Regions from separate parts of the Homo sapiens genome. Here region 1 is linked to region 2. A link is a loop called in an ENCODE intact Hi-C map of the cell type or tissue named here. Cell type or tissue: B cell. All regions are shown on one strand. Each heading gives the region's core, and the rest is flanking DNA. Links, peaks and the distances in the headings are about the cores only. Region 1 overlaps ZNF679 (zinc finger protein 679). Region 2 holds the start of ZNF736 (zinc finger protein 736).

What was found. Hi-C counts contacts between places; a loop is a spot of excess contacts. Peaks named below come from ENCODE experiments on the same cell type or tissue, not always from the same donor. Only the 100,000 strongest peaks of a DNase experiment are listed, where the experiment ranks them.
Region 1: a loop joins it to region 2, with 2.7 times the contacts of the local background. A loop is called at or near these places in 2 of 110 quality-filtered maps.

The regions. Positions count from the first base shown.
Region 1 is chr7:64,258,915-64,271,386 of GRCh38, forward strand. It overlaps ZNF679 (zinc finger protein 679), which reads left to right. Exons shown (of 5, transcript NM_153363.3): 3 at 1,307-1,433; 4 at 1,920-2,015; 5 at 6,982-8,017. The coding sequence ends at 7,955. Among named protein-coding and RNA genes, the nearest start is that of ZNF679, 37 kb to the left of the region's middle. In B cell, for the core only: no CTCF peak of the experiment used is centred there; no DNase peak of the experiment used is centred there.
Region 2 is chr7:64,313,473-64,325,944 of GRCh38, forward strand. ZNF736 (zinc finger protein 736) reads left to right here and starts at 489. Exons shown (of 4, transcript NM_001170905.3): 1 at 489-681. The coding sequence starts at 679. RefSeq lists an enhancer at 542-721 and a silencer at 9,446-9,646. In B cell, for the core only: no CTCF peak of the experiment used is centred there; DNase peaks (open chromatin) are centred at 7,259 and 7,689; H3K4me3 peaks cover 699 bases; H3K27ac peaks cover 4,012 bases.

The sequences.
Region 1 (12,472 bases), core at 1,529-9,528, 56 kb before region 2:
TTTTGTTTGTTTTGAGACCGAGTTTTCACTCTTGTCCCCCAGGCTGGAGTGAAATGGCACAATCTCAGCCCACTGCAACCTCCGCCTTGTGGGTTCAAGCGATTCTCCTGCCTCAGCCTCTCTAGTATCTGGGATTACAGGTGCCTGCCACCACGCCCAGCTAATTTTTGTATTTTTAGTAGAGACAGGGTTTTACCATGTTGGCCAGGCTGGTCTCGAACTCCTGACATCAAGTGATCCACCCGCCTTGGCCCCACAAAGTGCTGGGATTACAGGCGTGAGCTACCGTGCCTGGCCACACCATAGCCTTCTAGATATTTTCTTCATCTTGGATTTTTGTATGCCATGCAGAATTCTCACCACAAATTTATGACCTGCGGTATTTAAAATGTTCCCATTGTAGCTGTTGAACATGAGAAGGTGTGGATACTCAAGATTTTTACTGGGGAAACACAGTTGTCTTTGGATATTAAAGAAAAGTGAAACATGTCTTGTTGAAGTTTCATCTGTGTGCTCTATTAGTTCCATGCAGAACAGGATTTAGAAAATGCTAACATAAACAGGATGGCACTTATTACCCAGAAAGTTCTGAAAAAACCTATTAAGAGATACTTGCTCTCTAGGGTGCTAAAGAAAGGCTACTTAATGTTACTATTAAAAATTACAGAACAGGGAAGTTATCTGTATCTTCAACTTTGCATAAAACTGGTGTTTCTTTATAATTAAATTTAGGCCAGGTGCGGGGGCTCACGCTAGTAATCCCAGCACTTTGGGAGGCCGAGGTGGGTGGATCACCTGAGGTTAGGAGTTCAAGACAAGCCTGGCCAACGTGGAGAAACCCCATCTCTACTAAAAATACAAAAATTTGCCACGCATGGTGGCTCACGCCTGTAGTCCCAGCTACTTGGGAAGCTGAGGCAGGAGAATCGCTTGAACCCAGGAGGCGTAGGTTTCAGTGAGCCAAGATCATGCCACTGCACTCCACCCTGGGCAACAGAGTGAGACTTGGTCTCCAAAAGGAAAAAAAAAAGAAAAAAGAAAAGAAAAAAATAGACATGTGCATATTGATGCCCTTAATTTAATAATTTATCATCCAGAAAAGTATCATATCTACAGTGGTATTGTGGAGAGTTAGAGAATACTTCAGTGTTAAAAATTATCATTGAATAATTTTAGTCACTCTTATAAGTGAGAAACACTTCTTTTTACTCTCTAACTTGAGTCAAATAAAAATCTCTGCCTACGGCCACATAGTAAGTGTTTGTGTGTTCATGAGTGTTTTTTTGTTGTTGTTATTGTTTTTCAGGGACTGTTGACATTCAGAGATGTAGTCATAGAATTCTCTCTGGAGGAGTGGCAATGCCTGGATCACGCTCAGCAGAATTTATATAGAGATGTGATGTTAGAGAACTACAGAAACCTGGTCTCCCTGGGTGAGGATAACTTCAATACACAATTCCTAATATATTTCTTTTCTCTCTTTTCTAAAATGTTTTTTGGTAATTTCTGCTTTGCATGAGTGAATTTTAGCTCTCTGATTTGAAGAAAATCTTGGGGATTCATTGGTGTAGAACAAATTCTTCAAGATGTTTTATCTTGACCTGAACTTTTCCCTTTCCTGAGCTTATGTATCTTTCACTCTAGGTTAGTGGCAATTCCAAAAATGTCATGGCATAAAATATCGTTGCCCACACCTTAGAATTCAGTTGCTGCCACCAATTTTTGATTCAGTAGTACTGAGTAGTGAAATTAAGGACCTACAAATTTAAAATATTTTCTAAATAGTTAAAAAGTTCTGTTATGAATCAATATTAATTTTCTAGAATTTTCTATTATATCCTCTTTACTAAGCATAATACTCGTTTGGTAATTAAAGAATTCAGCAAGATTTATGTTACTTTTTTTTCTTAATAAAACAGGTATTGCTGTCTCTAAGCCAGACTTGATCACCTGTCTGGAGCAAAATAAAGAGCCTTGGAATATAAAGAGAAATGAGATGGTAACCAAACACCCAGGTAAGTGAGAGTGGATGAAGCGGATGACACAGATGAGAGGTGCAAAAGTCAAGGAGGAAGCCAGTCCTTAAAATGTGATTTGGGGAGATGTGCTTCCATGGAAAGAGTTTCTAAGAAGCCCGAGTCATTTTTTTTTCTTTTGCTCTCAGATAGGGATACCTTCTGCCCCATGCTTTTAAATTCTCTAAGGATTCTACTTTCGCTTCAGTAATCTTTCTTCAAGTTCACAGTGTGAGCCAAAGTTTTCTTTATGGCTTATCAGAGACTGACTGCTTTACCATTGTTTTGGGGGCATGCTAATATCTGCATATTTTTGAGAAACTCTATGTTAAACCATTAAAAATTTTTTTTTGCATCATGTCTAAAACGTGTGAGAATAGTAGTTTCTGTTTCATTGGTGGTTGTCCGTTTTTCTGCACATGCCATTCTGTTGTCATTACTATAGACTTGAAATATAGTTTAAGGTTTTTTTACAACTTTTTTATTTTTTAATTTTTATCCATGTATTTATTTATTTAGAGGTTGGGTTATGAGACTTGCTGTGGGGGGATATACAAGCAGGATACCTCTTATGTCTTCATTTTACTGTGTTGCATATTTTAGATATAGATTTATAAATAGAATTGCTGTATTGTATAATTTCATTTTTAATTATTCAAAGAACATTCATATTTTTTATGATAGCTGCATCTTTTTTCTCATCAACAACTTACATAGACTTCAATTTCTTTACATCAACATAGTTGGTGTTTTTGAAAAAATTTATATTGGCTATTCTAATTGATGTAAAGTAATTTTGTTTTGTATTGTGATTTTGTTTTGCATTTTTCTATAAATTATTAATTTTGTGCAACCTTTCAAATAGTTCTTCCCATTTGTATATCTTTTTTTATTAAAATTTAGTTTAATCATTTGTCCAATTCTTTCTTTCTTTTTTTTTTTTTTTGAGACTGAGTTTCACTCTTGTTGCCTAGGCTGCAGTGCAATGGCAATTTTGGCTCAGGGCAACCTCTGCCTCCCGGGTTCAAATGATTCTCCTGCCTCAGCCTCCTGAGTAACTGGGATTATAGGAATGTGCCACCATGCCTGGCTAATTTTGTATTTTTAGTAGAGATGGGGTTTCACCATGTTGGTCAGGTTGGTCTCAAACTCCTGACCTCAGGTGATCTGCCCACCTCGGCCTGCCAAAGTTCTGGGATTACAAGAATGAGCCACCGCGCCTGGCTCGCTTGACCATTTCTAAATCAAGTAATTCAGTTATTGTTGTCTACTTCTAGGAGTTGTTTATAAATTCTCAATATTAAGTTTTATCACATGTGATTTTCAAATATTGTCACCCATTTCTTGGGTGGCACTGTCACACTATTAAATGTGTTACTTGATTACAGAAATTTTGAAGTTTAGCCCAGTTAAATTTTCCTGTTCTTCTCTTTGTTGCTCATGCATTTGATGGCATGTCTAAGAAAATGGTGCCAAGACCAATGTCATGTCTTTCCACTATATTTTTTTTCTAAGAATTTCGTTAGTTTTTTTCCAAAGTATTTTGTTTAAAATATTTTTTGTATATGATGCAATTAAAGCATCCAAGTTTATTTTTTCAATGTAGATATCCAGTTTTCAACATTGTCTGTTGAAGGGATTATATTTTCTCCATTGTCTGCTCATGGCAACCTTGTGGCAGATTATTTGCTCATACACAGAAGAGTTCATTGCTGGGCCCCCTATTTTGCTCTATCATGTCCTTATTTGTCTTTGTGTGGATACCACATAGTCATTGTTATTGTTGCTTTTTATTATGTTTTAAAATTAAGAAGTATATTGCCTCTGTTTTTCACGTGTGTTTCTCTAGATATAGTTCAAAATAAAGTTTAAAATTTTTAAACAATATTTCAGGAATAAATATACTTTTGGAATTTTGATACAGATTATATTAAATTTGTTCACCACTGTGGGTTATATTGACATCTTAACAAATTAAGTTGTCATTTAACTATTTTGACCCCTGAGCAAAAATATTAAATTAAATTAAATTATTTGACCTGTGCAAGAATACATTGAAAAGTGTGTTTATTTCCATGTATTTTTGATTTGCCAGTTTTACCTTTTTTCTTTTTAGTTTTATCAGTTTTGGTTAGAAAAAATAGGCTGTATGATTTTGCTCTTCTTAAATTTTTTTTTTACACGGGGTTTCTCACTCTGTTGCCCAGACTCTAGTGCAGTAGCACAGTCTTGGCTTACTGCAGCCTAAACCTCCTGGACTCAAGTAATCCTTCCACCTTGGCCTCCTGAGTGGCTGACATTACAGACATACCCCACCATGCCCAGCTAATTTTTAATTATTTGTAGAGACTGGGTCTCACTGTGTTCCCAAGGCTGGTATCAAACTTCTTGCCCGAAGTGATCCTTCCACCTTGGCCTCCCAAAGTGCTGAGAGTACACCTGTGAGCCACTGCACCTGGCTGATCTTTTGAAATTTGCTAAGACCTATGTATTCTAACAGAACATACCAGGTGCAAATAAAAATATTGTGTATCCTCTTGCTTTTGACTGGAGAGCTCTGTGCCCTCCAAATCTCATGTTGAAATGTAATCTCCAGTGTTGGATGTGGGGCCTAATGAGAGGTGTTTGCATCGTGGAGACAAATCCCTCATGAATGACTTGGTACAATCCCCTTGGTAATCATAGAGTTCTCCCTCTATTAATTCACATGAGAGCTGGTTGCTTAAAGGAACATGGCTATTCCACCTCACACTCGCATCATCTTTCACCATGTGACATGTTTGGTTCTTTTTTGCCTTCCACTATAATTGTAAGCTTCCTCATATCCTCACCAGAAACAGGTGCTGGCATATACATCTTGTACAGTCTACTCAACTGTGAACCAAAGAAGTCTTTTTCTTTATAAATTACCCAGTCTCAGGTTATTTTCTATAGCAATGCAAAATGAATTCATACACTATATAATGTTTTTCAGGTTTTCTGTTTTTTAATTAATTTTTTATTTCAATTTTTTATTTATTATTGAAAGTGAGGTCTTAATGTTTATAATTTTATGCTGCCATTTTATTTCTTGCTTCACTTCTATCAATATTTGCTTTATATATTTTGAAACCCTGATGTTATATATACTTATACATATAGATAGACATAATAGTTATAGATTCCTAGTAAATGGACTTATTTTACCATTATATAATATCAATCTTTGTCTCATGCTAGTAATTGACTCATTTTCTTTTGTGTGTCTATAAAGATTTTTTCTTTGTGCTACACTGGAGATTTCATAACACCTCTAAATGTTACCACAATATTTTTTAAACTGGTAAAAAAAAATGACTTCAGTTGCATAGAAAAATTTGTCCTCATTATATCTACCCTATACATCTTATTGATGTTGATAATTATATCTTTTTATGTTTTATGATTATTTTTATGCTTATATCTTTGAAATTTTAAAGAATAACTAAAAATGTTTTCTGCATGATCACAATAATACCACAGATTTTTATTTTTTGTATATGCATATGTTTTTCAGAAAGTTATATATTTTCATATGATTATGTATTTTTTTCATCATGTTATTTTAAGCGGCAGGACCTCTTTTCAGCATTTTATTTAGGGCACATGCAGTGCTTATATGCTTTTCCAGCATGTGTTTATTCTGGAAGATCTTTATTTTTTCTTTATTTTGTAGTATATTTTTGCTGCATTTATTATTCTCACCATGAAGATTTTTTTTCAGCACTTTGACCATTGTACACAGTTCTTTTCTGACCTGCAAGCTTTCTGTTGTCAAATGTGTCAGAGGACTATGCTTATAAATAATACCTCACTTTTATCTTATAGCTCCCAAGATTGTCTTCTGGCTAGTGACTTTTGAAACTTTGTTTAAATATGTGTTATGGATCTTTTTGTGTATATCCTAGTTTGTTTAGCTTCTTCATTTCTTACATTATTTTTTTCTTACTTCTAAATTTTTTCACTTATTCTTTTTTAATTCCATGATTGTTTTGTTTTTATTATTCCAAGCCTATTGTTGATATTCTTATTTTTCTAATTTTATTTAGGTGTCTGGTTTTCCATTTTTCTCACTGAGCATAATATGGATTATCTTATGTTTTTAAAATTAATATATGCCTCTTTATTTTTGTAGTTGCTTTTTCAAAATTTTTGATTTTTTTGATTAGACCATGTTGTCTTCATGTTTTGTATACATTGTAATCTTTGGTTGAGATTTAAACATTAACATAAAACTACCTTTCACGATCTTTATAATGCAGCTCTTTCTTGGCATAGCCTGAAACCAATTTTCTTTCTTGGCTAGAGATTCACAGAGTCTCTCAAACATGTTCTCAGGATGTGTCTTGTCTGCAATTTTGTATTTATTTTTCCATTAAAAGACTTCTCCATGTTTCTTCTTACCAGTAGGTAGCTACTTTCCACACCTATTTTCTATCCATGTACTACAGTCTTTCTGCTGTTGTAACATTCACCTTTGATCTCAAAAGACTTAAAGGTGTCATTTCAAAGCATACTACCATTTGATTCAGCACTTTCTATCATGGAAGACAGAAAGGCCTCCATAAGCCAAAAATAAAGATATAGGTGCCAGTATTTTTCTGGTCTTTTGTAATAAAAGCCAGTTTACTCCTAAAGACACCATGTTCTTCTATTGGGGATGAAGAAGGGCTGTGTTGGGTAAATGTATCAGACTTTTCTTTTCTGTCTATATGGCTCTTGGTATTGTGCCCACCTGGTGCACACACTTTATTTATAAATTTCCAGCAAAGGTATTTTGATCACTATGTTTTTGTTACATTTATACACCTATGAAGGAATTATGGCCTGTGGTAATTTGATATGCCATTTTGCTAAAGTACCTTGTATAATTTTATATATTCGATTTGTAAAGTATATCTATCTGGGTGTAGTAAGTGAAGTAACTTGTGATTTTTATGTCTTTCAGTTATGTGTTCTCATTTCACCCAAGACCTTCCGCCAGAGCTAGGCATAAAAGATTCACTCCAAAAAGTAATACCAAGAAGATATGGAAAAAGTGGACATGACAATTTACAAGTAAAAACATGTAAAAGCATGGGTGAGTGTGAGGTGCAAAAAGGAGGTTGTAATGAAGTTAACCAATGTTTGTCAACTACCCAAAACAAAATATTTCAGACTCATAAATGTGTCAAAGTCTTCGGCAAATTTTCAAATTCCAATAGACATAAGACAAGACATACTGGAAAGAAACATTTCAAATGTAAAAAATATGGCAAATCATTTTGCATGGTTTCACAACTACATCAACATCAGATAATTCATACTAGGGAGAATTCCTACCAATGTGAAGAATGCGGCAAACCCTTCAACTGCTCTTCAACCCTTTCTAAACATAAAAGAATTCATACTGGAGAGAAACCCTACAGATGTGAGGAATGTGGCAAAGCTTTTACCTGGTCCTCAACCCTTACTAAACATAGGAGAATTCATACTGGAGAAAAACCCTACACATGTGAAGAATGTGGCCAAGCCTTTAGCCGCTCCTCAACACTTGCTAACCACAAGAGAATTCATACTGGAGAGAAACCATACACATGTGAAGAATGTGGCAAAGCCTTTAGCTTATCCTCATCCCTCACTTACCACAAGAGAATTCATACTGGAGAGAAACCCTACACATGTGAAGAATGTGGCAAAGCCTTTAACTGCTCCTCAACCCTTAAGAAACATAAGATAATTCATACTGGAGAGAAACCCTACAAATGTAAAGAATGTGGGAAAGCCTTTGCCTTCTCCTCAACTCTTAATACTCATAAGAGGATTCATACTGGAGAGGAACCCTACAAATGTGAAGAATGTGACAAAGCTTTTAAGTGGTCCTCAAGTCTTGCTAATCATAAGAGTATGCATACTGGAGAGAAACCCTACAAATGTGAATAATGTGATAAAGTCCAGCCTTCAGACCTTATAATACATAAAATAATTTATACTTGAAAAAATCACTACAAGTGTAAAGAATGTGGCCAAGCCTTTAACCAGTTCCAAACCTTTATTGTACATAAGATAATTCATATTGAACAAAAGTCTTATAAATGTAAAAAAAAGTAACAAAGCCTTTAAGCAGCCCTCAAACCTTAAGGAACCTAAGAGAATTTATTTGAGAACAAAAAATTTTTGAGATGAAGTCTCACTTTGTCACCCAGGCTGGAGTGCAGTGGCATGATCTCAGCTCACTGCAACCTCTGCCTCTTGGGTTCAAGCAATTCTCCTGCCTCAGCCTCCTGAGTAGCTAGGATTACAGGTGCATGCAACCACACTGGCTGATTTTGTATTTTTAGTAGAGATGGGGTTTCACCATGTTGGCCAGGCTGGTCTTGAACTCCTGACTTCAAGTGATCTAACTGCCTCTCAGCCTCCCAAAGCCTAAAAGAGTTTATATTAGAGAGACTCTATGAAGGTAAAAAATGTGACAAAGCCTTTAAGCACATCTCAGGCCTTACACAATATCAGATAATTCATTTTAGAGAGAAACCCTACAAAAACAAAAATGTAGTTAAAAGCTTTAGCTTTTAACTAGTCTTGAACCCTTATTCTACATTAAGAAAATTAATACTGAAAAGAAACCCTACAATAAGGAATATGGAAATGTCTTTAAAAAGTCCTCAAATTTTTGTTTGAATAAATGTAAGATAATTGATATTGGAGACAACCCCTGCAATTGTAAAAAAAAAAAAAATGTGGCAAAGCCTTTAACTGGTTCTCCATCCTTATTAATTAAAAATTTTATGCTGGAGAGAAACTCTACATACATAAAAAATGTAACACAGCATTTAACCACACCTCAAACTTTCTAACAAAGAGAAATCATCCTGTTGAGAAACTCCAGAAATGTGTTAAATGTGGCAAGGCCTTTAAATGGTAGTCACACATTAGGGTAGGTAAGATAATTTATACTGAAGAAAACTCCTACAAAAATGAAAAATGTGGCAAAACTTTTAACAAATTCTCACACCTTATGGCACAAGAAAGCATTTATAACCAGAGAAAAATTGTACAAATACAAAGAATGTGAAAAGCCATTAATATCTGTTCACATCTTAATATCAGAAAGTTTATACTTAATAAAAGCATTATAAGCCAGGTGTGGTGGCTCATGACTGTAATCCCAGCACTTTGGGAGGCCAAGGCAGGTGGATCATGAGGTCCAGAGTTCAAGACCATCCTGGCCAACATGGTGAAACCCCATCTTTACTAAAAATAGAAAAATTAGCCAGGCATGGTGGCATGCACCTGTAATCCCAGCTACTTAGGAAGCTGGGGCAGGAGAATTACTTGAACCCAGGGGGCGGAGGTTGCGGTGAGCCGAGACTGGGCCACTGTACTCCAGCCTGGGCAACACAGCAAGACTCCATCTCAAAAAAAAAGTATTATACATGTGATTACTGTAAAAAGACCTTCAGAAAATATAGGCCTTTAAAGTAAGGACTGTTTATTCTGAAGACAAACATTTCAAACATAAAGAGGATTGTAGTACCTTTACTTGTAATATAGATTTTATTGTACACATTTTATATTAAAGGAAAACCCTGAAGCAGATGCTCAAACTTTGGTGAACGTCAGAGAATTTATATTTGAGAGAAAGCCTGAAAATGTAATGAATGTGAAAGAACATTTGTTCAAAAACTACAGCTTAGAAAACACCAGTTTCTACTAAAAAATATTTTTGCAGATGTAGCAAATGGGGAAAATATATTTAATCAAAAATTAAGTCTATATAAACATTTGAGAATTCACAGTAGAAAGAATGAAGGCACTGAAACTTCAGACATTACACTAAATCAGGGTGCTAGTTATAAAAATGATCCAAAGCTAACATTATATACATTTTAACGAAGTAGTTTTTTTTTTTGGAGATTTATAATTACATCCGAGGTATGCTTCTTTTTCTGTAAAAAAAATATACATTTTCTGAAAAGCAAATAATAATGTAACCCAAGTCTCGAGTTACCTCATGTTGATTCTTTCTTCCCATTGTTTGTGAAAGTATTTGATGAATTGTTGCATCAGAGATATGAGAGATTATTTTTTATAGGTGTCCATTATTCATGAACTTTCCTATGAAAGAGTAAGGACATTAGGTTGTAACATGCATAATGAAAAATCTAAATGAAGAGGCTCTTTGTGGTTGACTTATAAAATTGTTTTAGTGACGTATAAGGTGGGTGTTCACAGTAATATTCTGAATTCTAGTGAGAGGAAAACCTTTCAATGTTAGTAATAAATTATTTTATCAATTGTACCTTTGTGTAATAAAATGCAATAAATTTAAAATTTTTTAAAGATTATGTATGAACTTAATTTTTTCATTAAACAAAATTGTTTTTAATGTGTTAAGACTTGTGCTTTGAAAGAAGGGTTGATTTGCTATCAATTTTAACGTGTCCCATCTTACTTAAGGTTCTAGGTTAAAGATGGTAACAATATAGTATTTGTTAATGTAGGGGAATGACATGTCTAGTAATCTCTTTTTTGCCAGTGTGTGTTTGTTTGTTTGTTTTGAGACAGAGTCTTGCTCTGTCACCCAGGCTGGAGTGCAGTGGCGCAATCTCGGCTCACTGCAACCTCCACATCCTGGGTCCAAGCGATTCTCCTGCCTCAGTCTCCCAAGTAGCTGGAACTACAGGCACATGCCACCACACCTGGCTAATTTTTGTATTTTTAGTACAGATGGGGTTTCACCATGTTGGCCAGGCTAGTCTCGAACTCCTGACCTCAGGTGATCCACTTGCCTTGGCCTCCCAAAATGCTGGGATACATGTGTGAGCCACCATGCCTTGCCTGCCAGCGGTTTTAGACTGCAAATAAGTTGAAGAATTTTGTTCCCATAGGTCAAATTTGTATTCTTTTTTATCTTATTTAAAATTTTTTTAACTTTTGTGGGTAGATAGTGTGCATACACACTTATGGCATGTATGAGATATTTTAACACAGACATACAATATTTAATTATAACAGCAGAGTAAATGAGGTATTCATCACCTCGAGCATGTATTTATCCTTTGTATTACAAACAATCAACTTTTAGTTATCTCAGTATGTGCAATTGAATTATTAACCATAGGGTCATTTTGTGATCATAAAAATTACATGAGTATAATTAATATCCATACATTTCTGAGTTGATTATTTTTTTAAATTTGTTTTATATATTTTTTACATGTGACCTCTCTGCTGACAAACAAAAACAGACTTTTAGTTTTTATTTACATAGAGTTATATATACAAATATACTAAAGATACACCAGCTGGGTGCAGTGGCTCATGCTTGTAATCCCAGCACTTTGGGAGGCTGAGGTGAGTGGGTCATTTGAGGTCAGGAATTCAAGACAAGCCTGGCCAACATGGTGAAACCCCATCTCTACTAAAAATACAAAAATTAACTGGCCATGGTGGTGCGTGCCTGTAGTCCCAGCTACTCAGGAGGCTGAGGCAGGAGAATCGCTTGAACCCGGGAGGTGGAGGTTGCAGTGAGCTGAGATGGCACCACTGCACTCCAGCCTGGGTGACAGAGTGAGACACCATCTAAAAATAAATAAATAAAAGATATACCTTAAGTGTAAGAAAGTTATGTAGCAAGTGAGTGTGTTTGTGAGTTTGTATGCATTTTCAGAAGAAAAGAACAATATTGAAACAAAAAAGATCATTTTAATAAGGTGGATAATTAACTAGAAACCAAGAAACCTCAGAGATTCTGAAAAAAATACATACATATTCTGTGCCCTGTATTGAATTTGTAACTTTAAGATCTTATACACCCAAATCTTATCTCAAATTGTAATCCCCACATGTCAAGGAAGGGACTTGGTGGGAGGTGATTGGAATATGGGGGTAATTTTCCCCCATGCTGTTCTCATGATAGTAAGTGAGTTCTCAAAAGATCTGATGGTTTTATAAATGGTGGTTTTTTCTGCTTTCCTGCTCTCTTGCTGCCTAGTGAGGAAGGTATTTGCTTCTCCTTTGCCTTCCACCATAATTGTAGGTTTCTTTAGACCCTCCCCAGCCATGCAGAATTGTGAGTAAATTAAACCTCCTTTCTGTATAAATTACCCATTCTTTGGTAGTATCTTTATAGTAGTGTGAAAACAGACTAATATAGAAAATTAATACTGGGAGTTTGGGGCACTGCTATAAAGATAATTGAAAATGTGGAAGTGAATTTGGAACTGAGTAATAGGCAGAAGTTGAAAGTTTAGGGAGCTCAGAAAAAGAAATGTGGGAGAGTTTGGAACTTCCTAGAGACTTGTTGAATGCTTTTGACCAAAATGCTAATAGCCATATGAATGATGAAGTCCATGTTGAGGTGGTCTCAGATGGAGATGAGAAACTTATGTTTAAAATGGAAGCAGAATATAAAAATTTGGAAAATTTGCAGCCTGACCATGACGTAGAAAATAAAA
Region 2 (12,472 bases), core at 2,824-10,823:
AATCTGCTAGGCCCTCACCTCTCAGTCTCACTGAGACACTCCATTAATTGGAAGCAGACCCAAAATTGCTTCACAGACTGAAGGTGATAATTGTCTACAGCCAGCTGAAGCAGCTGCATCTCCTGGAGGACTTTGATCTCCTGCAGCTAAAGGGAAAGACAGGATGCTGAGACAGGGCCTGCAGCATACACATAACTATAATTCAGAATGTAATATATACACACACACGAAAATATAATCAGAAAGTGATATAATCTTATATGCAAGGTTAAATACAAATGTCTCTCAGGCAGGGCCAGGCCCCCAGCACAGGGAGGACTCGCCTGAAAACGCTGCAGGCAAAAACCTGTCACCCTTGCCTCATTCAGCCCAGTGTCTGATTACATCTTCTGTCACTTAGGATTGAAACGGGTGGGGCCTGGAGCCCTAGCCAATCAGTGGCGCCAGCGTGAAACTGTCCAATCAAGTGCGCAGCTACAGAGGAAGAGGCGGCCTCTTCAATATGGCGGGGCCTTTGTCTCCTAGCTTCCGGGCTCTGATCCTAGTTCGCGTCTCCACTGTTCCATCTCCTCCGTTCCTGGAGTTCCTCGGTGACTCTACTATAGCTTCTGTTATCCTGTGACCTGCAGGTACTGGGAGATCCATAGGGAGGACGGCGGAACATCTGGAGGCTGGGAAATGGTGAGTGCGTGGAGTGGGTGTCCCGAGAATGGGGAAGAGGCTGTTTGAATCCGGCCGGAACCGGCTGCGGTGGTATCTGGGCCTTCTCGCGGTCTGCTCTGGAGTCTGCATCCCCGAGTCCCCGCGGGCACAGCTCAATCCTCATTTCCCTCCATCGCAGATTAGGGGCTGAGCCAGCAGCCAAAACGCTACGTCTTGTTTTGTCCCTAAACTCGAATTTCTCCCCAGCTCAGATCCCTTCCTGGGCAGCTCTGTGCCGCAACCTCGAGTCTCCCTCCTCCAGATTGTGTGGGGGTGTTGGGAGTGTCATAAGACGGGAATTCTCATTTAGGGTCTGGAGTTCCTCCGTGGAAGAAGCAGTGGGCCGTGGGGTCCCTAGTCCCTCCTTTCTCCTTTTAAAAATAAAATCATGGCCCTTTTTTAAATTTATTTATTTTTGAGACAGTGTCTCACTCTGTTGCCCAGGCTAAAGTGCATTTCGGTTCACTGCAGCCTCCACCTACTGGGCTCAGATGATCCTCTCACCCCAGCCCCCCAAGTAGCTAGGACTAGAGGGGTGCGCCACCACGCCTATTTTGTTTTGTTTGTTTTTGTAGAGACAGGCTTTTGCCATGTTGCTCAGGCTGGTCTCGAACTCCCCGAGCTCAGGTCTCAGGTGATCCGCCCGCCTCGGGCCTCCTAAAGTGCCGGGATTACGTGCATGACCCACCACCCTAGCCTAAATTGAGGCAACTTTAGGATATAATTTGGATGTGTTTTCCAGCCCAAATCTCCTATTTAAATGTAATCCCCCATGTTGGAGGTGGGGCCTGGTGGAAGGATTGTGGGCCCGGATTTCTCACGAATAGTTTAGCACCATTCCTCTTGGTATTGTCCTCTCAATAGTGAGTGAGTTCCCTGAAGTTCATCATTTAGAAGTGTACAGCACCCCACCTTGCCTCTTTTTCAAGCTCTTGCTTCACCTTCATCCATGATTTTAAGCTTTCTGGGTGGGGCCTCCCCAGAAGCAGACGCTGGTGTTATGCTTTCTATGCAGCCTGTGGAACCATGAGCCAATTAATCCTCTTATAAATTACCCAGTCTGAGGTATTTATAGTAATGCCAGAAGCGATTAATACAAATAGTTTACTTGCACAAACAGTAATTTATCAATCAGAGAACACCCAGCTATGATTTGTTGTTTGGGGGCTCAAAGGAGGGTCTTGGAACAAAAGGTTGTTTTTTTTTTTTAAGAGGTATGAGGAAGCAAACCAGATTCAATATTTGATTGGTTACAGTTACGTATTGCATTTGCAGCCCTCCGGTGGAAATGTCCTGGTTATGTAATTAGAGCTTTTTATTGGCAGCTTGTGGTTGGTTAAGCCTAAGTTGTTTTGTTGTTGTTGTTGTTGTTTCTCAAAGTTAATAATTTACCAGAAATTCCTTCGACGTAGTTAGGTTTCCTTAGGCAGAATCCCAGGGCACCATGGCCACTTCAGCCTAATTGCTAGCTATTTAATTATTTTAATGCTCCACAGGGTCGTTGGTTTTCTCTGCATTTTTCAAATGTTTGGCAAGCAGGGTCTCAAATCTAAAACTGTTCTCCCAGCCTAACTGTTCTAGGGACTGTATAAAATTCTAAATTTCCAATTTCTTTCCCACATTCCCAAATGCCAACTATCCCTCTCCAAATCACATTATGAACTATCAGTTCTTTATTTAATTTTAAAACGGATGTGGCATTTTGTTTATTTTTGTTTAACAGAGCCGTGGGTGGCTCTTTTTAATATATTAGTCTGTTTGTGCATATTTCACAGGACAGAAAAGCAAAGAGTAGTCACCTGACACTGCGCATCTCCTCTCATCTTCTCTAGGCACGCGCGCCTTCCCAGAATGTCTTTGGATCCTTTGCAGGGTGATGTGTCCTCAGTCACTCTCCTGTGTTTTCCTGGTCCAAGTATTACAGCTTTCTGGGGATGATCCAAGATACCCACAAGGACCATATCTCTTGGAGTGTCTAGCAAACATTAGCCCCTGGGTCATCTCCTTTCAGAGAAGAGCCTGAGGCATTGGGTGGAGCCTCTCAGGGGAGCAGCTGGATGCCCTCGTGCTGAGAGCAGTTTCCTGATTCACCCTTCCTCTAAAAAGCTAACTGCTTTAACATTAAGATTTTTTTCCCCTCAATCCTAGTTTTCATTTCTTGCAGACACATTGGTGGTCAACCAATCAGGTGCTGATATTGAGGGGAAAAGGCACAAATGCATCTTGCCCTCTGGTTTCTCTCAGGCTTGTGAAGGAGAATAACTGTCCCAAAGTACAGGAAAGATCCACTCTAGTGAGGGAGTGTATAAATTTGCAAAGCAAAATACACATCTGCCACACAGGGGGCAAGTGCAGTATCTTTTGGGAGAGTGATGATCAAGTACTTTAGTGAGCAGAATGGGGGTGGGAGAATCTCTCAAGTGATTGACACATGAGTCTAAAACATTTGTGTTCCAGTCAGCACTACTTCTCCCTGTGTTTGTCACCTTCAATATATATGTTCAGTTATTTCAACTTCAGTTTTTCATTAATTGTATAATGGATTTTATCATTAGAGCTTGAAAGATTAAAAAAAAAATTTTCTAAAAGAAAAGAGGTAGATTTTAGAAAAAAATAGTTTATATTCCATTGGTTGAAAATTCTCATTTACCTTTTATATTTCCCACAGTGAGTGTAGTAAGATTCCGCGTCTGTTCTATTTAGCATGATTTCAAACAGAATCCCAGGGCTTAGCTTTGGGAATGCTACCTGGGAAAAGACAGAGGAAATGTCTCTCTCATGATGCCTGCAGAAAAATAAATACATTTCTACAAGAAAGTGTGGTAGATTAACACGTAAATTACAAAACATTCATGAAAACATCAGTTTCTCTCTTGTGCAGGGTGGAGAATTTGTGACAGTGGCCAACTCATTTTTTTAAAAAATTTCTACTTTGTAGGAAGTATTTATGTGTACACAATAAAAAGATATTTCCCACCATACATACATATCTTTGCTCAGGTAATATATGTAACCTAAAGCAATATGATTGTCTAGTATAATCGTAGCCAGTGAATCAGTAGCTTTTTTTTGAGCTGCAATGGATGTAACAGTTTTATCAGTAATTTTTTCTAAGCTTATAAAAATATTTTTAATCATGTGTTCATGGGAGGTGACACCTCACCAAGGCAAAAACATTTTTTTCCAATAAAATGAATGAAGCTGTTTTTTGAAAGCCAGGCAGATAATTAGCAGATTTTTTTCAAATAGAATCTTAATCTAAAACAGATTGGTGGCCATGCCTGTGGAAAAGTTAGAGAGAATTTGTCCAGTACTGGGTTTTTTCAGAGCTATGTAGAGAGAGCAGTGACCAGATATTTTAAAAGACATTACCCTTCAATTTAGTGGCACAGGTACTGGCCAAGAAAATCTAATATGGTTCCTTCCAACAAATTTGGAGTAAATCTTCTTCATAAAAGTAGAAAATCAAATTTTATTTTTATATTATTAATATTAAAGCTAACCTTAGGAAAGCATTATAAACAGATGTATTCAATCTCAATCAGCTTTGACCATACAAGATTTCTGTAAACCTTTTATAACCCCTTAAAATTTTATTTTTCTCTTTCTCCAGCTTTCTATATCCATTAAGTTTACCTCATTTTCTTTATCTTTTTTCTCTCAATTTTATGTATTTTTTAAATAACCTCTAAACTCAGCAAAATTGCCGTTTCTTTAAGAAAAACCACATTCTCACATCTGTTTCTAAAATATTTTTTTTTCATCAAGAAACACATTTTCTTTGTACTGTGTATGTAAAGTTGTTTCTCTCCTTAACAATAGTTTTAGTTACGAATCTTGGGCAGAATTTTAATTTTTAATAATCTTAATTTATAGTGAAAGCCTGAGAAGTAAGCAATTTTAACTATTAGTCATGAACTAAAATTTTATAAAGATATATTTTCTAATTTTTAGAAACATAGGATTTTAAATGGAAACATTTTTAATGTGGAATAGGGCATACTAACAGATCTAAATATCTTTGGTTTCTGTGAAGAAACCAAAAATATTTAGCTTAAACTTGTATTTAAAAATTAATATCTTAGCATTTTGTCTTACTTGGAGATAATTTAGATGTTTAATGAATAGCCATCATTTAATGTAGCTTAGCAACAGTCTACGAGTGTAGTTTCCATAAAGATTTGAGAAACTATTTAAATTAAACACATTACAAAACAATCAGTATTGTAAGTTTATAAACTTTTGTCCCATTTACATGCTTTATTTATTTATTCTTAACAATTATTTTTGTAAAATCTCATGAAACAGACTAATATACTCATCTAAAGTTAAACTTCCTATTATCCATTTTTATATTACCATGTTGGGCAAGTATCATAAAAGCAATAAAGTTAAATATATACATATTTTGCTGAGAAGTCAAAAGACTTTTTTAAAATTAAACTAACAATATTAAACTAGTCATGTTTACCAAAAGATTTACTCAATTCACATATTCTTAAAAATATTGGGCTTATTTTTTTAATTCATGACCAGTTATCTTTAAGTTAATTCAGTACCATGTAGATAATACACAAAGACATTTATAGACATATATATACATGTAGACACAACATATAACTTACTCATGTTTGTATCTAAAAGCCCTAGAGAGGGAGTTCATTGTAAAAGGGAGTAGAGCTTCAGACCTGAAAAGAAACTGTTTACCCACAACTCTGGGGGCTTCATGAGGAAAAACAGAGGTACCCTGCCAAAAAGGAGAAGCCTGTGGCACTTTATCTGTGCTCTTCAAGGGGTCTCAGGCTGCTAGAAGTTTCCTTTAGTTGTCCTCTATAGTGACAAAAGGTTTTAAGTGGAACATGAGACAGATAGAAGTAAATGGAAGAATTAATTCCAGAGGAGACAGTTTGAGAAGACTTTGTTTTCCAAAGAGCCAGTAAAGTTTTACATTATCCTTGCAAAAATCATGTCGGCAAGAGAAGAAACGGACACATAGAGATGCTAGTCTAGGGAGAGAGAAATTCAGTTAACTAAAGACCTTATATGGGAAAACCATAGGCCTCAAATACGTATGTATATGTATGTGTGTGTGTGTATATATAAAATATGTGTATGTATGTATGTGTGTGTGTGTATATGTATGTGTGTGTGTGTATGTGTATATATATATATATATATATATATATATATATATATATATATATATGCCTGACTAAGCCTGACTGTCAATTCTAAATAAATGGACTTTTGACTGTAGAGCTTTTAAATTTTTTAAAATTAGATTTTACCCAGGTAAATAGAAAACATTTCTTCCCTTTTTTTTTTTTTTTTTTTTTTTTGAGACAGAGTCTTGCTCTGTTGCCCAGACTGGAGTGCAGTCGAGCGGTCTTGGCTCACTGCAACCTCTGCCTCCTGGATTCAAGCAATTTTCCTGCCTCAGCCTCCCAAGTAGCTGGGATTACAGGTGCCTGCCACCACGCCTGGCTAATTTTTTGTATTTTTAGTAGAGACAGGGTTTCACCATGTTGGCCAGGCTGGTCTCGAACTCCTGACCTCGTGATCTGCCTGCCTCGGCCTCCCAAGTGCTGGGATTGCAGGTGTGAGCCACTACGCTCAGACAAAAACATTTCTTTACTTGTCTTTTTCTTTCTAAAATTTATCTTTTTCTTTCTAAAATTTACATCAAGAAGGAATTTTGGAGATGGGGCATTTTTGTTTACTGGAGGCCTAGGGTAATCACTATTCAAAGCTGTTTCTCTTTGAAATTTTTCAGTAAATAGTTTTCTTTTTTCCAAACCACAGTATATGGTTTTATTTAGTTCCAGAGAGAAGACTAAACAAACAAAACAACAAAAGTTTCTATTACACTCTAAATATAAACTGAAATTTTAAATTAAAGGGATACCTGAACTAGTGACTAAAAACCAACACAAACATTCATGAGGCCAAATCCAAGAAATCCTGTATGACTTTAAAACTTCAGAGAAATAACAAAAAAATTGTAGCTCTTCTGTAATCAAAACTTCTCCTAAGAACAGCTTACTGCAAGTGGGTTGCAATCTATATTTTCAGGCCACATTTTTTAGTATCTCAGCTTCTCAGTTTACCATCTACCCACAAAGGCCAGACACAAGATTTTAAGAAATGGTTGGTAAAACAGGAGAATGAAAGCTGTCTATGGGAGTAGACAAGTTTACAAATGTGGACTCCAGAAGGTCAAGAGCAAAAATCAAATAATAAAAACAAATACATTAGTAATTAATTATTATGTATGTAATGTTTTTTTGCCTAAGCTAGAGATAATTCATTGAGAAATAAAATTTTGAGGTTTGGTCTAAAAAAACTTCAATTTTTTTTTCTCCAATTTGATCTCAGCTAGAATGCTGTTTTGCTAATTCTCTGGATGTTAACATTTCAAATACATGGTAAGATTTACATCTCCGAGAGACTGAGAAAAGACTGGAAAAAGTTAAAGTATGTATTGTAAATCCTGCAGCAATCAAACAGGCATTTTGAACATTTAAAAGGTTTTTTTTTGAGGAAGTGAAAGAGCCCTCTTAAAATGTACTTTGAAATCTCTTATTAGAATGTAGCCAGGCAAAACAGAAAGAAGGCCTTTCATTAAATTTCATTCTAAAACCTGCCGTTTCCAATTGTGCATGGAAATATATTAATTTAGAAATGTCATAAGACCTTCATTTTTGTCATTGCATTTTGGGGTCATCTGAAGTCATGTCGGTACATTTACCCAGGCATTTGCAAGATGAAGCTCCATAGGTATTATACATAAGTTCAGCTTATGTTTCTAAGGCATGTTACCTAGAAGGAAAAGAATGGTTTTGATGATCAGTTTTCCATAATTTAGAAACTTTTCAAAGGTGATCATGGCCAGAGCAGTGTACCAGGTCTAAGTGTGCTGTGTATGAGCATCACTCCTCAAGGTGTCACCCAAGAGTTGCTGATTATAGTGCTGGGTGAGCAATGCTTATGTTTACTTCCAGCTTAGTTAAAAGTCTCTGCAGGTGTTTTTCTTTTGGGAGGACCCTGTGAGACTGGTACAAAGCATTGAAAATCATCCTAACACCTCTACAAAGTCTCTAGTTGCCTAGAGCACCCAAATGAGTCAGTTAAAGAAATTGCCTTTTATCTTTGGGATGAGAGAATTCACTCCCATGCACCTTTTGCTTTGAAGGTCCCAAAAAGTCAAGTTCAAATTAGAAGCAATAGAAAACAGCTGTGTTTTTTAAAGCATGTTACCTAATTTTAGAACAAAAGAAGTAAAACCACCAGGGCTAGACTGCCAGTATTATGACCCAGATTTTCTGTCTTGAGACAGTAGCAGAGAAAGCAGTTAAAAATATTGAAATTAAAATCTCCTGACTTTAGCCAAAAATGGAAATATTTTTTCTAGAAAGTGAGGGTTGAAAAGAACAGCTCAAGCAAAGTCTTGACCTCATGAAATAGTAGGGAGATCTGAATTCAGGAGGACTCACCCCTTACACTCAACAATGTACTGGGAGCTGGAAGAATACAAGGGGTTCTCATTGACTAGTTTCTGAGTTCAAGAGGGATGTTGGATGGTTGGGGGTGTCCCTCTGAATCCTGCTCACAGCACCAGAAATATCAATCCAAAGGAAGAAGCAGGGGCAAAAAAATAAAATTTTAAAGAATTTACTTCAGCCAAGGTGAGGACAGCTGCCTGGAAGACTCAGATGCATGTTACCTAAGATATGAACTTTGGCCTTTTTAATACGGTTTATAAAGTAAGAAGCAGAATAAGTAGTCAGCCATTGTCAGGAATTCTCGTTAGTTTGCAGAAATAACATTGATTAGTGATAAGCTGTATGTTGTTGAACTACAGTCTGAATTTAGCAATGAAATAGCTGGATCATATAATTCTATGTTCTAAACATAGAAGAAGGTACATTTTATGGTTTTTTTTTTCCAAGAAATGTCCACATTGTTTTTTATAGTGGCTACACCATTTTACATTTGCACCAGGAGTTAAAAATCATTCTAATTTCTCCCTCTTCTTTTTACCGCTTGTTCTTTTAGGGATTATGCTGTTGTTTTTCATATAATAGCCATTCTCATGTGTGTGAAGTGGTATCTCAATATGATAGAACATCAATTTTTATATTTATTTTATAAAGTTTTATTTTTTATGCTGCCACTATGCTAAATCTTGGTATTTGTCAAATCTCTTGAGTTTCTAGGTATAGTATATCATCTACAAATAGAAATTATGTTTTTATTTTTTTCCTTTGGGAATCATGTTTGATAATGCTATGTACAATATGCCAAGCACTGTTCTAAGAAGTGTTAAGATAGTAACATCAAAATACATTGTGAGCAGGAGTGAAGATACAGACATTTCTAAAATTACGGCTGAGAATGTGACAAAAGACATCTAATAGAGAAGAAAGTTCGCTTTAAAAAGGACCTGAAACTTATTCTCACAATTAAAAAGTCAACTTTTATAAGTTACACAGCCTCTTTGTGTCTCACAGCTCTTATTTGTGAAACAGATAATAATAACAGATTATTTATCGTTGAGTATATTAAGAGACAGAAGTAATATCCTGACTTGAAAATTAAAATATTTATTAGTGTAATTAACTGAGATAACAGTAATAAGAATATGTCAATTATTGGAACAGATTAGATAATAGTTTAATAGGACCATCAACATTTTAATTCTATAAAAAATGTATGTCTTTCTGTTTACTCTTTACAAAACTACTTAGTCACTCTCTATTACTTAATTACTAAAGCCTCCTAATTCTTAGTAAGGCCTTTCTAGGGCCACCTAAACTTACAGTCTTTAACCACACTGTTTATGGATTCCCTTCTTTAGCGCCTTCTTTTTTTCCTTATCTTGCCTGGTGCAAACCACAGTTTTGCTCTGCTTTTCTGTCTTATGTGTTTGTATAAAGACATCTGCCTTTATGTAAATTCTAACCAATTACAGCTGTGACATTTTCCTCGAAACATGTAAATTCTGTGAGTTCTTTTTTATTTGAAATCTCTTGTATCTTTACCATATTATGGGCACTCATTTGAAGTAATAAATATTTTTTAAAAATACCGGATAAGAAATTTTGAAACACAGTCAACAAATATTCATAACAAATATTAAACTACAGTTGCTTATTGAGCATGAAACACTTGTGATTACATTTCAATAGGTTCTGTGCTCTCAAAGTATGTTTTAAAAATTTATTTTTTTCAATTAAACTTAAGCAGTATATTGTTTTTAAAAGTAAAACAAAAAAAAATACTATTCACAATAGCAAAGACATGGAATTAACCCACATTGCTTTCAACAGTAGACTGGATAAAGAAAATGTGGTAGGTATATACCATGGAATACTATGCAGGCATAAGAAGGAAAAAGATCATGTCCTTGACAGGGACATGGATGGAGCTGGAAGCCGCTATTCTCAGCAAACTTAACACAGGAACAGAAACCCAAACGCTGCATGCTCTCATACTAATAAGTGGAAGCTGAATGATGAGATACATGGACACCTTGGGGGAACAACACACCCTGGGGCCTGTCAGGGGGCGGGGAAAGCATCAGGAAGAACAGCTAATGGGTGCTGAGCTTAATACATGGGTGATGGGTTGATCTGTGCAGCAAAGTACCATGACACACATTTACCTGTGTAACAAACCTGCACATCCTGCATATGTACCCCGGAACTTAAAAGTTGATTTTTTTAAAAAAGTAAAAAAATAAATACCTAAAAGCAGGGGGTATTTGTGGTACAAAAATTCATAGTAAACACATACCAACTATTTGAAAACATAATCTTATCTCTTAATGCAGTTATATTCTGCTTTATTACTTACATATTATAAAATATGGATTCATGGCATAATTGTCAAAGGCTTCCATCTATTCCTACCACATATCCATTTTTGCTGATTTTGTTCATTTTCTTTTTTTGTTTTTGATTTGTTCATTTTCCAACAAAGCTGGGATAAAAACATCTTCATGCTCATGCTATAATAACTTCTCACAATATGCCCTGGGTTACTCAAAAGAAAATGGAGTTGTTTTGCTCATGTTTTTGACACTTGAGTCAATCATCAACAAATAACATAAGAGGAGCCAAGGACATGTGCGTGCCTGTGAATCACTCAGCAAGTGTCAGGCAGGCCCCGGGCTGAAGGGAGACTCCAGGTGTCTCAGAAAAGGGAGGTTCTGCTCTAGTGCACACAGACTGTCACACTGTAAATTGTTCTGTGATGCCATGTTTCTCCCAGGGTCAACAGGAACTGAGGACACATAGGAAGTGAGTTAAGAGGGCAGACTCCTCCCATTTAGCTACCAGTATGTGATTTTGCCCCCCCGGACACATGCACACTATATAATAATGTGCTCACAACCCTCTTAGGACAAATCTCCATGCTCACATTTCAGCCAGATACAAGTGCCTAGAGGACTTTAGACTTATCCCTGTCCTCAGACGCTAAATCTGTGGCAACAACCTGCTCCATCCAGTCAACTGGGCTTCTGAGTCACCTGATCATAGTCTCATCTACCTGCATAGACACAGAAATAAGCCAGAGCCTAACCCTTTCTGAGCCACTATCTGTAGCACAAATTAGTCTTTCCACTAACTCTGGACTTTCCCCTGCCCATAGGTCCTATGAAACTAAATAATTCAAAATTTAAGCTGTTTGATACTCTAAATTATTCTGGGTCTTAAAGGAATGTAAGTACAAAATCTGGGTAATATGACAGGCAGCAGTAACAAGGCAGCTGTAACCTTTGTTTTTCTGTTTATGGATTACACCTACTTCTACAGCTGCATTCTTTTGTCAGGTGTTGTCAATGGCCGAAGTGCCCCATGGAAGACCTCTTTCCCCTTCACTATTGACTTTCGTTATAGATTAACCTCCCTCTTACCTATGGCTATTGCATTGTCTTAAGATGAAATGTTAAATACACGCTTAGGTTGAAAAGGAAAGAAAAACCAGTTGTAAAAAAAAAAAAAAGTTGGAAAAATACATTGTAACCAATTAATTTTTTGTAAATCTTAAGCCAGCCTTGTATAGAAACTGTTGTAGTCTTGTTAAATTTGTTTTTCGCCTGTAGAAATAAGAACTTAACTTTCACCTATGAAGCACTCATCTTATTTCACTAGAGCTTTTGTCTCCTGGATGACTATTTCTAGCTTTTCACTTGAATAAACTCTACAATTGGATTTTGAGGCTTTATTGATTATTCAGATTATTTCAGATTAACAGTCCTTCATAGCATCTTTCTTCTGCCTTTACTTCCTGACTAAACCCTCTTTCATGTGAACAAATTGTACCCAATGCCACTCGTCGGGTGCCTGATTAAAATGCCTACTGGAAATCAGATGTCCATGAGTTCAAGGTCATGGCCTTAGACTTGGCTGTTGTAAGGGCAAATACAAATTAGAAATACCAGACTTAAATTATGAAACTTGAAGATAAAAAAAGACATTTTACTCTCCTTTTAAAAAATAATTTAAGAAAACTTTTACATGTAAATTTATTTTGTGTCTCTGTTAAATGTATGTACATCATTTAAACAGGTAAATAGGACTTTGTCAGCCTTTTTAACTTAGAAATGTCTTTCTCTAGGACCTGGAAACCATTGCATTGAAATGTAAATGGATTACCTTTCTGTCCTACAGTAGGTAACTTCATAAAATATTATGAAGCCAAGGAAATCTTATTTTGCTTTTGAATATAGCCAATTTAAATTTTCATTGAATATACCCAATATACA